Regions from separate parts of the Mus musculus genome. Here region 1 is linked to region 2. Evidence: chromatin contacts called from ENCODE Hi-C or POLR2A ChIA-PET data. All regions are on one chromosome and are shown on one strand. Each heading gives the region's core, a stretch centred on a gene start or an enhancer-like site at or near the end of the contact. The rest is flanking DNA. Distances are from core to core; before and after follow the strand shown.

Region 1 (6,646 bases), core at 2,024-4,523, 36 kb before region 2:
AAAAAGCCTGACTGTGTGTAGAATAGGTAGCCTCGGCAGGAGGACACTGCGGCTAACTCTGATGTGCTGTGGACACGGGGTATTTAACATTCAGCCCGATGGCTGCCACTCAGAGACCACAGTGGATAGTCAGCCAGGCCTGGATTCCCATGTACCTTTTGGGGAGCATGCATATTAAAGGGGTGTCCTGTCCTCACTTGCTGTTCCTGGAGGCTTTCTCCAGCCTACTCAGACCCCAGCTCCACAGAATCCCTGTCCCAGGCCAGGGTGTGGGCAAGGAAGCAGCTGGGGAGGATGAGAAGATGGAGGCCCGGCCGGGCGGTGGTGGCGCACACCTTTAATCCCAGCACTTGGAAGGCAGAGGCAGACGGATTTCTGAGTTCGAGGCCAGCCTGGTCTACGAGTGAGTTCCAGGATAGCCAGGGCTACACAGAGAAACCCTGTCTCGGAAAAAAAAAAAAAAAAGAAGAAGATGATGGAGGTCCTTGCGCTCCCTGTGTGGGCCAGGTGTTCCTTATCGAGCCTCTTGCCCAGAACCACCTCCCTCCCTGCTGCTGTATCCTGACCTGCTCCCCCCCCCTTTCCTTGTTCACATTCTGCCCTGAGCAAGCCTCTATACGAATGAAAGGCTCCCGTTAGTTTATTTGTTTGTTTACTCTGTGTGTGTGTGTCTGTGTGATTGGCTTGGAGCTGCTCCCTTTGGCTGGATCCTGGCCTTGCCATCTTCCTGAAGGCCTCTCATCCTCTGAGCTCTCTCTGAGATGTCTTCTGCTCCTGGTCCCCTGGGTCCTAGTCTTTGAATCCCCAGCATCCTCTTGTCTCCTTACACATTTGGCCTCCCCCTAGGCAGTTGCTTCCTCCTTCCTAGCAGCCAGCATAGGCCCAGCTGCCAGAGCAGGTGCTGAAGCGGAGCACCCCTACTTATCCTGCCTCATCTGTCTCCCCAACAGGCCACCCTGCAGTTCTGTGTGGTGAAGCCACTCATGGCCGTCAGCACCGTTATACTCCAGGCCTTTGGCAAGTACCGGGACGGAGACTTTGAGTAAGCAGGGGTCCTCCCTGGGATCTGTGGGTGGAATATTGGCATACAAATGGGTACCCTACCTTGACAGCCCACTGTGGTCTCCCTAAATTGCATGGGCCCTGGGTGAGTCTCAGAAGGTGGTGGCTGCTCTAAGGCAGGTTCTGAAAGGAGCCCTGGGAAGCAGTCCTCAGACCCTGATGTAAAGGCCCCACTATGTAAACCAGCCACATCTTTTCACCTGTGGGTTAGTGAAGGCACCTTACACTCGACCCTGTGCTCTGAGATCTTGCCTGTAACCTGTACCACAGCCCACCTAGGCAGATGAGTCCACCAAGATCAGTTTGCCCACTGTGACACTTGTCACCTCCAGCATAGCCCCAGCTTCTCTCTAGTGTCCTCCATAAGGAGTGGACTCAGAGCAGGGCCTCCATGTGAGTGGGAGAAGCGGTAATGGCAGGCTGGCCTGCTGGCAGCACCTCTGCACTCCATTCCCACTCTGTCCCCATCCCCTGTCCCCTCCCTCCAGGGGGTCATTGTACCTTACTGGAGAGCACAGCTGTGACCTATGGGAGCAGGTTGTGGGCAGGGTGGAGGAGGGGGCAGCTTGCCCTCACAGAGCTGGTCCCAGCCACACATGCCTCCCCACAGTGTCACCAGTGGGTACCTCTACGTGACCATCATCTACAACATCTCCGTCAGCCTGGCCCTATATGCGCTCTTCCTCTTCTACTTTGCCACAAGGGAGCTGCTCAGCCCCTACAGCCCTGTCCTCAAGTTCTTCATGGTCAAGTCCGTCATATTCCTCTCCTTCTGGCAAGGTCGGCCTTCTCTCACCTGGTGCTCATAGCCCCAGTGCCTGCTTCCACCCTGGTCCCATCTCCCACTCGGTTCATGTTTCCAGAACTGTGGGTTCCAGCCAGAGTTCTGTCCTTTAAGATCCTGGCCTGGAACTCACTGGGCACTTGGGAGGGGTGAAGCTTGCAGGAAACTCCTGTTCTCAGTGTCTCCAGGAGCAAATGAGCCCTATTGTACCCTGGGGTGTGTGGCTGTTTGGGTGGCACTGCATGACTGCAGGGCATGGGAAGGGATCTGGCGTGTGACCAGACAGTGGCTCTCCCTATACAGGCATGCTGCTGGCCATCTTAGAGAAGTGCGGGGCCATCCCCAAGATCAACTCAGCGCGAGTGTCAGTGGGTGAGGGCACCGTGGCTGCCGGCTACCAGGACTTCATCATCTGTGTGGAGATGTTCTTCGCGGCCTTGGCCCTGCGGCATGCCTTCACCTACAAGGTCTACGCTGACAAGAGACTGGACGCTCAAGGTATGAGCCAGGTTCCTACCCAGGGCATGACCCCAGTCTTAGGAGGCCAACTCCAGAGACCCCCACCACCCGGCATCTTGTGAGGGTTGAGTATACTGAAAGATGAGCTAAAGATGTCAGAGTAGCGGGGCTGTCAGAATCCAGAGGGACCCCTAGTTAGCTTGTAGAAGCTCAGTTCACCCATGTAGGTCCTAGCATAGAGACCTACAAATGGTATAGAAAGGTATATTCTTATAATCCCAGCATTCAGGAAGCTGAGGCAGGAGGGTTACTATGAGTTTGAGGAAAAAAAAAAAGTAGGGACAGAGACTAGCAAACTCCACTGAGTAGCGTCTGCTCTGACCTGTCTTCTGCCTGCTGAGCTGTCTTCAAGGAGCAAACCACAGAAACCCCACTTCCCTGTGAAAAGCAGGGTCAAAGGCATGCCCGCCGCTGGCCCTTCACGCCTCTAATCCTTGTTGCTAAGGCAGTATCCCATAGCCCTGGTGTCCACAGGAGCCCTAGAAAGATCTTGGTGGGTAGGGCCAACCTGGGCACCTCTGTGATTGGCCCGTGCGGGTGTCTGGAGAAGCAGTGGGCCAGGTGTGTAGAAGGCTTGTTCCTGAGGGGAATGCCTGAGGCTGCCATCCGGTGAGAGACAGCAGGGACAGGAAAGGGAGGCCTCCTGACTAAAGTACCTGCCCACCGCCATCTAGTTGCTGTCAGCTTTACGTCATGGCTGCAGGCCAGAAACCCCTTACCCAAGCCTCAGTGCCCACCATGGGTCCCTGTGGTTGGCATGGGGAGTCTTAGGGACCCACAAGACAGGACTCCCTGCCCAGCCCCTTTGCTGTTCTCGGTTGGGAGTGACCTTCAGCTGCCTCTGCAGGCCTGTGCTCCCTGACACAATGGCGCTTTAGCCGCCACCCTGGTGCTTGAGGGCATCCCTGCTCTGCCGAGAGTTGCTAGTTGGTCCACCCCCACCCCGCTTCCTGCTAGGCCCCAGTGGGAAAGATCCGATAACTTTTATCCATATCCCTTAAACCTGGTTAGCCAGGCTGCTAGAAGCAAGCCAGGTTAGTTTGCACAGAGGGGTGTTGTGTCTTAGAGGCTCTGCAGGAGCACTTTACTGGTGGCATGGTGGCTGTTCCCTGTACTTCCCTCAGGCAGGACCTCCCCTATAGATGCACCCACCCTAGAAGAAACAGCCCACCCAGGACAAGCTGCTGCTGCGGGCTGTTGTCCATTCTCCTAACCATGGCACTCAGATTAGGCTGGGGTGAACACTCTCTGTGATCGTCTCTGAGCCTTGATTTCTAGCACTATACATTGGAGTGAGTTTTGTAAGACACAGAGCTCCCTGTAGGCATAGCTCCAGCAGACCTAGGAGAAGTGGGAAGAGGGGCCCTCAGATATGGGGTGGAACTTCCACTGCCATCAGGGTGACCCCTATTAGCACGAGCACTGCCCTTCAGGGGCAGCCTGGGTGTCTGGGGATGGGTGGGGGCGTCACTGGGCCTGGGGCGAGCAGGCCCTTTTCACTCAGCTGTCTCTTATCTTCTCTATCCCTCCGGCTTTTCTCCCTGCCCCTTTCCTCTGCATTTGCCCTGGGTTTGGCCTCGGGTAGTGCTGACGTACGGCCCATACGGTAGGTCTGCTCTCTGCTCTGTCTGCACGTCTGTCCTGCACGTCAGTCTGCTCCCGTCACTGGCATGCCTTTTTGTAGCCCCGCGTGTACCCACTCCTCCAAGCTGGCACTCCTAGGTGAGAGCCCCGAGCACCTGACTGAGAGAGCTGCCTTTGCAGAGCTTGGCTGCCTTCGTTCCATTCTCTGGTTTTGAAGTACACTCTGCTCGGTTCTGGAACACAGTGCCCCTAAAGTAACAGGAGGGGCATTTAGTAGTGTTTCTGAGAGAGTATGAGTCCCATTCACGGCCTGGGCCCAGTGTTGAGCTCATCGCTCCAGCTGGGCTTGGTGGCCTACACTGTGTCCCCAGTCCTACCCTGATGCTGTGGGGCACAGGTGGATGAGTTAGAAGCAAGTCAAGGTAGCGAGTTCCTGCCCTCTGGGAGGGACAGCCAACAGGCCAGCCTGCTACTGTACCTGAGACCTGGTTCAGCAGCCATCCCAGGCTAGGGGTCACAGCCTAGCACTAGAGCTTGGTGGGCCAAGTGACTGCCTGCAGCTTTCCCGTCCTGCCCTGTCTTCTCCTCCCTGAGTGCTATGTTCTGCCCCTTTGTCCTAGCTTCCTTCACAGCTCCCCAGGTCTCTCCTGGTCAGCAGCAGCCTTGGTGTCCTGTCCCTTTCATGTCCCAGGAGCACTGGGGTGGGGTCTGTCCCAGGAGTAGGGGCAGGGACTGACCAAGTCTTCCTCCTCCCACTCCGGCCTCATGTGCCCCCCCCTCCGCCCTCCCCTCAGGCCGCTGCGCCCCCATGAAGAGCATCTCCAGCAGCCTCAAAGAGACCATGAACCCACACGATATTGTGCAGGACGCCATCCACAACTTCTCGCCAGCCTACCAGCAGTACACGCAGCAGTCCACTCTGGAGCCCGGGCCCACCTGGCGTGGCGGCACGCACAGCCTTTCCCGCTCCCACAGCCTTAGTGGTGCACGCGACAATGAGAAGACTCTGCTGCTCAGCTCTGATGATGAGTTCTAAGTGTGGGCCCTGGAGGGGAAGGAGAGGTGCTTCCCCCAGCCCCCAGCCAGGCTGGGGAGCAGAGCAACCAGCACAGCATGGCTGCTGCCCTTTTATTTATTGGACCAGAAACTCGCATATCACTTCCAGAGGAACAGGCCTCAGGAATATTTCTCCCTGGCCAGCCCTGCACTAGCTGGGGCAGGGGCAGAGGACAGCGGCTGTAGCTGTCACATCTCTGCGACTCATCCTGTACCGTGTGTTGGCCAGAAGCTGCATCCTAAGCCCCCTCCCCAACAAGATATCTGCCGAGCTGTCAGGCCCAGCCCACCCTACACCGTGCAATACCCAGACCCAGCCTGGTCTTTCCCCAGGCCTTTGCCCGCTTCTCCCTGGTCACCCTTGTCCAGTGTGAGTTTTGTCACATTCTGGGCAGGTAGAGACGTGAATGCTCTGTGGACCCTCCCCCTCTCCCAACCTAGGCCTGTCTGGCATGCTGCAAGGACCAGAGCCAGCCCCCAGGAGCCTCAGGGCCCACTTAGGAAGGATGCCTTGTGCCTATGGGCCCTTTGGTGACATGTGGGGCTCTGGATCCTTGGGTGTCCTCACTGTGGCCACTCTGCCTGCTGAGGACAGCCAGAAGCCCACACTGCCCTCTCACTTGGGTCCAGTTCTTGATAGTTGGGGGCAGAGCCCCCACACTCCCTTATACTTCCTGACTGTGCCAGGGCTTGGGTTCCCCACCACCTCCTCAATGGAGCAAAGACTCCTGCTAGGCCCTGGTCTCCCTGGGGTTTATCCCTCCTGGGTCATGGGAAAAGTCAGTCTCCACATTACAGATCACTTCCAGAGGGAGGCTGGAGGGATGGTCATACAGCGGGGCCAAGGTAGGGGTGGTCTCAGACCCTCCTGGGTCCCCTGACCATACAGGGCCTGGTGGTCTGCTCCATCTGGCCCCTGGCCCATCTCTTCTGTGCCTTAGTCACATATGAAAGCCCCTCCCCAGTTCCCGTCTGCTCCAGGCACTCCTCGTTGAGCTGCTGGCACTCAGGGTTCCGCAGCGCTGGGTTGGGCATCCTTGGGACCACCCACCCTCTCCCTGGCTCCCTCTACACGCACATCCCAGAGCTGCCTCCCAGGGCTGGGATCTCAGAGGTAGGGTGGCAGGGGCCTGGTAAGCAGAATTCAAGCAGCACTTGGTCTTGGCTCCAGTAGCCTCTTGAGGTGGAGAGTGGTGGGGAGCCCTACCTTGTAGCCTTCAGTGGATGCTCTCCCCTTGGTCACCTCTGGAACAAACAGGTTCCTTCCCTGGGGTCCATAGGGAGGGACCTCATGGGGCTGTCACATCCTAGCAACCTTCTTAGCCTCCTTCCTTCCTTCCACACGGCCCAGAGGCCAGCTCGGCCCCACCCAGAGGGCCTGGCCAGCTGCTCCCAAGCCACCCAGGGAGGCAGCAGACAGGTGGGAGCTCCTGGGGCACGGCCGTGGGATTGCTTCCACCAGTGTGTTTCTGAGACTTCTCCTTATCTTCCAGGCCAAAGTATGTTGCTGCTTCCTGTCTCCACTGGTCCCCACCTACCCTGGCACTTGCCCTGTGACATGATGGGTGAGGCTGTGGGGGAACTCAGTGGCAGGAAGCTAGTGGTCCCTGGGAACAGGGGACAGGAATCCGTACCCAACTG
Region 2 (7,348 bases), core at 4,219-6,718:
CACTACAGATCTAAGTAATTAAGCAGACAAGGGCCGGCAGGCACCCAGGCATATGCCAGTACCCTCAGAGCAGTAGTAGTACACAGGTTTTATAGAGGTAGGTACACAAACCTAAAAGCAAATACACACAGGCCGGCTGGCGAAGGCCAAAGTAAAGGACTAATAAGAACTCTGACCTTAAGGCCATGTTTATACAAAATCACACAAGAGGCTCTCGGCCAAGCATAATTATATAACAGATTATATCACTATTTCCTCTGAGGTTCCCTGGACAGTCACTAGCAGCCATTTTGTGCTGACTCATAGCTCCACCCATGCACCATGTTTTAGCTGACTCAGACCTGTCTGAGGTCAGCATCACCACCTGCTGGTCTCAGCAATGCCCCCTGGCCCTAGAGCCTACATTTGGGGTCTGTTTGAGACAGGATAGTAAGACTAGAAAACTGAGGCAGGACATGGAAGAAGTCTCGTGTCATCTGAGGATCAACAGTTCCCTCTGGCAGAATGAACAGTGGTTGCTGTGATGCTTGCCTATGGGGACAATAAAACATCACCTGGCCACCAGGTTCTCCCAGCATCCCTCAGTCACTACCTGTTACAAGGTCCTCCCTGATGGCATACCCTACCTTCAATGCTGAACTCTCCAGCCCTGGGGCGGGGCTGCCCTTCCCTAGACACTCTTCCCTATATAATCCAGACAGTTTGGTTGCCTGCCTGACACCCGTTCCCCCCCCCCCCCCCGACACACACACCCACTTCATTTTTACCTTTTGCCCTCTTGGCTACTGCACCTTCTTTCTCTAGCCTCCCCCTCCCCTTCTCAAACGCAGTTCGGTCTGATCATGTCCACTCCGGACACTCCCACATGGCCCTGTCTCTGCCTATACTCTCCCTTTTATCTACAATAAACCTTCTCCTCCACCATACTGAGGGGACAGTCATATCCTTCCCTTTATTTCTTTATTTCATTTTATTTATTTATTTATTTATTTATTTATTTATTTGGTTTTTCGAGACAGTGTTTCTCTGTGTAGCCCTGGCTGTCCTGGAACTCACTCTGTAGACCAGGCTAGCCTCGAACTCAGAAATCTGCCTGCCTCTGCCTCCCAAGTGCTGGGATTAAAGGTGTGCACCACCACTGCCTGGTTTCTTTTTTATTAGTAGTAGTAGTAGTATTCCATTCAGTGATAGCAATTAATCCTGCTTAAAGCTTAAGGCTACATGACAGAATATGAACTCTCACAAAAACTCTTTTGACCCATGGTTTTATTTTGTGGGGTTGCAAACCTGTCCAAGGTTTCTGCAGAGCCATCCTAAGATTCCATTCATAAAAAAGACAAACTTCAGTGGGAGCCGTGCAAGTTCTGAGGCCCTGAGCTCAGGTCCCTAAAGTCTTTAAAAGCTCCTCTGTAGTCCCAGCCCTCCTGCACTGTGATTAGTGGAGGAGCCAGGACAATCTTTGAAAGCTTACAAGCCAGTTAGCCTGGCACATACAGTGGAAAACAAACAGTTCTTAAAATACTATTTATTTTTGTATTTTCTGTATGATACTCTATCTGCATGTATACCTGCTTGCCAGAAGAGGGCATCAAATCCTATTATAGGTGGTTGTGAGTGCCATGTGGTTGCTGGGAATTGAACTCAGGACCTCTGGAAGAACAGACAGTGCTCTTAACCACAGAGCCATCTCATTATCCCCTGAGAGAAGTTAAAAAAGGATTTATTTATGTTCTTTTTACTAGGTACTGTGTATAGATATGAGGGCAGGGGCTTACAGAGGAAAAGAAGCAGGACTCCCCTGAGCTGCAGTTGCAGGCGGTTGTGAGGAGGCTGGTGTGGCGTGGTCCTCTGGAAGTGTATAGCAGGAGCCCATAACTGCCTCAATGAGCTGTCTTTACAGTCCTGAGAGCAATCTTTAAAGGTGGAAATGGGGGACTGACAGCCAAGGCTGTCTTCTGGAATCTACAGTTGTTCACTAGCACTCCTGTGCAGGCACACATGATCACACACAGAAAAAACGCTATAGGTGCTAGGACACTTGGGAGCAGCTCTCACTTAAGAAATTACTACCAGGGCTGAGAGAGATGGCTCATCGGTTAAGACCACTGACTGCTCTTTTGGAGGTCCCGAGTTCAATCCCCAGCAGCCACATGGTGGCTCACAACCATCTGTAATGGGATCTGATGCCCTCTTCTGGTGTGTCTGAAGACAGAGACAGAGTAGTCATATAAAATAAGTAAATCTTAAAAAGAGAGAGAGAAATTATAGCTGTATTTGTGTGTATACTATGTACCCCCCTCTATCTGTTTCCCTTTCCTTTCACAAGGTCTCACTATGGAGTCCTGAACTCTCAGAGTTCTACTTGCCTCTTCCTCCCAAGTGCTGGGCCTAAAGGCGTGCGCCACCATGCCTGGCTTTGCTATCCTGTTATTAAGTGTGCTCTCTCTCCCCAACATGTATGCAGAACTGCCCTAAATTTTCCTCCAAATAAACCCCAATTCTGTTTCTTTTTTTTTTTTTTTTTTTTTTTCTTTTTCTTTTTTCAAGACATGATTTCTCTGTGTCGCCTGGGCTCTTCTGGAACTCACTCTGTAAACCAGGCTGGCCTCAAACTCAGAAATCCACCTGCCTCTGCCTCCCAAGTGCTGGGATTAAAGGCGTGTGCCACCACTGCCCAGCCTCCGATTCTGTTTCACAATAGCTCACTTTGAATCCTTTTTCTCCTGTAGCAAAGTCAAGAATACTGGTTTTGCTTCAATGCAGGTCTCTAAAAGACCATTTCTCAGGTTGTTGCAGGTGGCTCCTGAGGCCCTGTCTCCAGGGCCTGCCCCATAGCCACTGCCCTGCTATGCTAGGGCAACACGAGCAAAGACTTTAAGCACACCTCCTTTCACTACTGCATTTGTTTTTTTTTCTCTTATAAATGAAAACATTTAATTGGGACTGGTTATAGGTTCAGAGGTTCAGTTCATTGTCATCAAGGCAGGAGCACAGCAGCATCCAGGCAGGCATGGTGCAGGAGGAGCTGAGAGTTCTACATCTTCATCCAAAGGAAGCCAGGAAGACTGAGCAGCAGGCAGCTAGGAGGAAGATCTCCAAGCCCATCCCCACAGTGACACACTTCCTCTAACAAGACCACTCCCTGGGACGAGCATATGCAAACCATCACATTCCACTCCCTGTCCACCATAGGCTTGTTCAAACAGGAGTCTCTGGGGGCCATACCTAAACATAGCATAATGAAAAATACATTTAGGCCAACTTCAAAAGTCCCCTTGTAGCCAGGCGGTGGTGGCGCATGCCTTTAATCCCAGCGCAGTTCAAGGCCAGCTTGGTCTACAGAGTAAGTTCCAGGATAGCCAGGGCTACACAGAGAAACCCTGTCTTGAAAAACCAAAAAGAAAAAAAAAAAAAAAGAAAAAATGTATCCACTCTACATCCTGATTCCTTCCCCACCCCCACATGCCCCCCTCTTACTTATCTTTTACTTGTATTTTTCAGAAAAAGTCTTGCTATGTAGCCCAGGCTGGCTTTGAATTTGTGAAACCGTTCTTTTCCTTCCCAAGTGGTAAGCTTACAGGTGTATGCCAACGCCCCTGGCAACCTGGGTAGGTTCTTAACTAAACCTAGAAAGGTGGTTGCTCTGGTTGCTTGGCAACTGGCTATTTGTGTCTGTGGAGAGACTAAGAAGAGCATCAGGACAGAGAACAGCCTGGGGAGATCTCGCTAGGCCCCTAGCTCAAGGCTCATTTAAGAAAGTAAAGGTTCGGGGCTGGAGAGATGGCTCAGCGGTTAAGGACACTGACTCCGCTTCCAGAGGTCCTGAGTTCAATTCCCAGCAACCACATGGTGGCTCACAACCATCTGTAATGAGATTTGATGCCCTCTTCTGGTGTGTCTTATGTCAGCTACAGTGTACTCATGTATATTAAATAAATAATTCCTTTAAAAAAAAAAAAAAAAAAAAAAAAGAAAGTAAAGGTTCAACCGAAGCTGGTAGACTGGAGATGGGGAAGAGAGCAGCTTAGTCCAAAGTAAATGAGTCACCAAACCCAGGCTCCTGGCTATTCTCCAGCAGTCCTTAAAATCAGCATTACCAACCATGTATTTATTCACTATTTATTTATTTATTTATTTATTTATTTATTTATTTATCTATTTACCTATCTATCTATCTATCTATCTATTTATTTATTTATTTATGGTATGAGTGCTCTGTGTGCATGTATGCCTGCATGCCAGGAGAGGGCACTAGATCCCATTACAGATGGTTGAGAGCTACCATGTGGTTGCTGGAATTGAACTCAGGACCTCTGGAAGAACAGCCAGTGGTCTTAACCGAGGAACCATCTCACCAGCCCCCGCGTTATTCACTTTAATTCCATCTATTGGAATTCCATGATAGTTAGGCATGAGGTCTGAGTCTTCTCAGTGACAATCACCTATTCCCAGACGCAACCGCAGCTACTTCTCAGCCTCACAGAGGTCATTCAAGTAAAATCCTACTAAAAGTGCTAAGATTCCTCCAGACATCCATTCATTTATTTATTGAGAGACAGAGTGCCAGGTTGGGATTCAACTGAACTAGTTGTGGCTGGGTTTGAACTCCTGATCCAGCATCCAAATGTTGAGATTGTACGTGTGCAATAACCACACCCAGAATTGCCTGGCATCTTGAGGTAGAGTTGGTAGGCAACAAATACAGTTTTATCACTTGCCACTAGGCTTGTTCGGGGGCTGGTTAGATACCTCAGTAGGAAAAGTGCTTGTGAAGTTGTCACAATGATCTGAGTTCGATACCCAGCACCCACGGAAAAAGGTAAATGTTTTAAACTTCAAAGCTGGGAAAGAGGAAACAAGAAGCCTCCTGGAGTTCCATAGCCAGCTAGGCTAACCCAGTGGGGGAGCTCCAGATTCAGTGGGAGACCCTATCTCAAAAAAAAAAAAAAAAAAAAAAAAAAAAAAAAAAAGCTTGTGGCACACACCAGGCAATCTGAGTTCATAGCCAGCTTGGTCTACAGAAACCCTATGTTGGCCACCACCCACCACACATATGCGCGCGCGTATTACCTCCCTCCCCACCTGAAAGTTTTTTTTATTTTGTCTTATTTCAACCTAACCGTTAATTCCATATTTTTATTTGCAATTTGGTTTGGGAGAACCTGGCAACATCAAAGCAGGCTCTTCCCGGTTATATCCTGTGGCTTTATTGATTTTCTTTCTTATTATCTTCATGTGTTGCCAGAAACAGAAAAGTTCAGAGTCCGAGCCACCCTGGATTCCTTGAGGTCGAAGGGAGCCGGGAACAGCCTCCTGCCCTTTATCAACACGTCAGCCAAACTGCCCTCACGAGAAACTTCCGCCCGCCCGAGGCATGGCCCCCATCAGCCACGCAGAATTGGCTTCAGTCAGAAGCCCGACCGCCCCCTGGCAACAGAAGCGGCTTCCATTGGGCAGTTATAGAAGATGGCGGCGCCTGACCGCGTGCGAGGTCCACGCTTGGGGTCGGGGCCACAGCCTGCCTGCGGCATGGGCTCGGTGGATTGGTGGAGAGCCGTAGTGTCGTCACGTGGGCGGGGCGCGTCAGTTTGCGGAAGTAGGAGGGCTGAGAAGTGCTGAGTAAGCCGAGGTGAGTGACGGCGCGGCGGGGGCGGGGCCTGACGGCCCTTTCCCAAACCTCCTGGTGCCCCTGTCTTGAATGTCGTCACCTGGACCCTGCTTAGGACCGGCCTCGTGTCTGCGACTCTGAGGCATGTCCTCCGTTAACTCCTATCTGGCCTCCTTGAGTGCTCCCGGCTTCTGTCCTTTCATCCCCTGGCGTCCCCAACTCCCATCCGGTGACCGCATTCTTCTCCGTTGCCGCCCTCAGTTTCCCAACTTCCAAAATCAACCCTTCTCCCAATTCATTGCCCGACTTTCACCCTGGACTGTCCACTGTCCCCAGCTCCTCTCTCTGCGCTTCTGAGTGCTCCTGGTTTTCTGCCTCATTGCCCGATTTCCCCCACGCCACCTGCTTCCTGCGTCCGTCCCTTTGTGCCCAACCCCTGAGCCCCCATTTCTAACTCCCTGCTTATCTTCTCTTGTGCCTCCGGTTTCCATTTGCTCCCCCGTGTGTTTTTCCCAGTTCTCTAGCCTCCAATCCTGGGTTCACCTCCAGCTCCCTCCGATGACCTGGAAGCTGGCGACTAGGAGCCTGTGACCCAGGTGACTGTGACTAGGGATTTGGGTGTGAGTGCGACTGGGAGGGCACAAGGGTTTATGGATCTCTGCCTGTATTTTTAATGGGCAGTTCACATGATCGCAAACAAATACCAATCCTTCCTCTAAAGTTCCCCCACCTGCCCTCTTGCCAGCCCGACAGGATTGGGCAGGTTTGGTTTGGCCTCGTTGAAGCTCCACCCTTAGACTAGTGCAGTGTTTTGTTCTGGTCTCTGCCTTCACGTGGTTCTGGAGCTTGGAGGCCATGCTCTGTTCTTGTCTGTTTTCTCACTGTGCCAGATAGGACTGAATTTTCTGCCCACATTAGTGACTGCCACGAGGCTCAGTATTTGAATGAGAAGATGTAGAAGACAAGGCTTGGTGACCAGTGTGGCCCTGTACAAGCTCCCTGCTTTGCTGTTGTTTCATAGGCAGGATGGAAAGGGCTGGGGGATAGGGAGAGAGAGGACCAAAGGGAGAGCATTCCCCTTTGTTCATGTTTTCAGTGTTTATTAATCACCCTGACAACCAGGCGCTTTTATTTCTGTTACCTTTATTCTCTGCTCCCTTTCCACTGAGCAAATATTGATGTAGCTAGCGCCCGCCCGCTGTTCCTGCTTAGCCTGGGGAAGGGAGGCCAGTGACCTCCTTTGCCAGGGTCATGCTAATACCTTTGGGGCTAGGTTTTCACTGTAGAGAGTCCCCAGTTTATTTATTTTTTTAAATTATTTTTATTTTATACATATGAATGTTTTTCCCGGATCTATGTAAGTACACTCCATGCATGCTGAATTCACTCGGATCTGGAATTAAAGGACTTGTGGGGGCTGGAGAGATGGCTCAGCAGTTAAGAGCATTGACTGCTCTTCCATAGGTCCTGAGTTCAATTCCCAGCAACCACATGGTGGCTCACAACCATCTGTAATGGAATTTGATGTCCTCTTCTGGTGCGTCTGAAGTCGGTGACAGTGTACTCACATACATAAAATAAAAAATAAATCTTTTTTTTTTTTAAAGAAGGTGTGGGTTGCCGTGTAGGTACTGGAAGCTGAGCCCGAGTCCTCTTCAGGAGTATCAAGTGCTCTTAACTTCCTGGAATCTCTCCAGCTTTGAGGGCAGTGGCAGTGACCCGCCCCAGGCAGCTATGCCC

Evidence for each region. A loop is a pair of places that touch in the nucleus more often than their neighbours do. ChIA-PET counts read pairs that join two places held with the same protein, here RNA polymerase II (POLR2A).
Region 1: a loop to region 2 is called in a map of heart, with 1.9 times the contacts of the local background. The contact joins the enhancer-like site here to the promoter of Pla2g6 in region 2. A Hi-C loop is called at or near these places in 3 of 37 maps with a recorded cell type or tissue (heart and v-Abl transformed pro-B cells). POLR2A ChIA-PET finds 5 or more read pairs at or near these places in 3 of 5 experiments (Patski and embryonic stem cell).

The regions. Positions count from the first base shown.
Region 1 is chr15:79,360,983-79,367,628 of GRCm38, reverse strand. Tmem184b (transmembrane protein 184b) reads left to right here. Exons shown (of 9, transcript NM_172608.1): 6 at 951-1,042; 7 at 1,673-1,842; 8 at 2,150-2,344; 9 at 4,744-6,646. The coding sequence ends at 4,985. Among named protein-coding and RNA genes, the nearest start is that of Mir1943, 11 kb to the left of the region's middle. Within about 2 kb of position 3,273, at least 1 of the 3 ENCODE cell types and tissues checked has a DNase peak (open chromatin) inside an H3K27ac peak, as active enhancers do; it is heart, where a contact is called at or near this core.
Region 2 is chr15:79,326,491-79,333,838 of GRCm38, reverse strand. It overlaps Pla2g6 (phospholipase A2, group VI), which reads left to right and starts at 5,468. Exons shown (of 17, transcript NM_001199023.1): 1 at 5,468-6,204.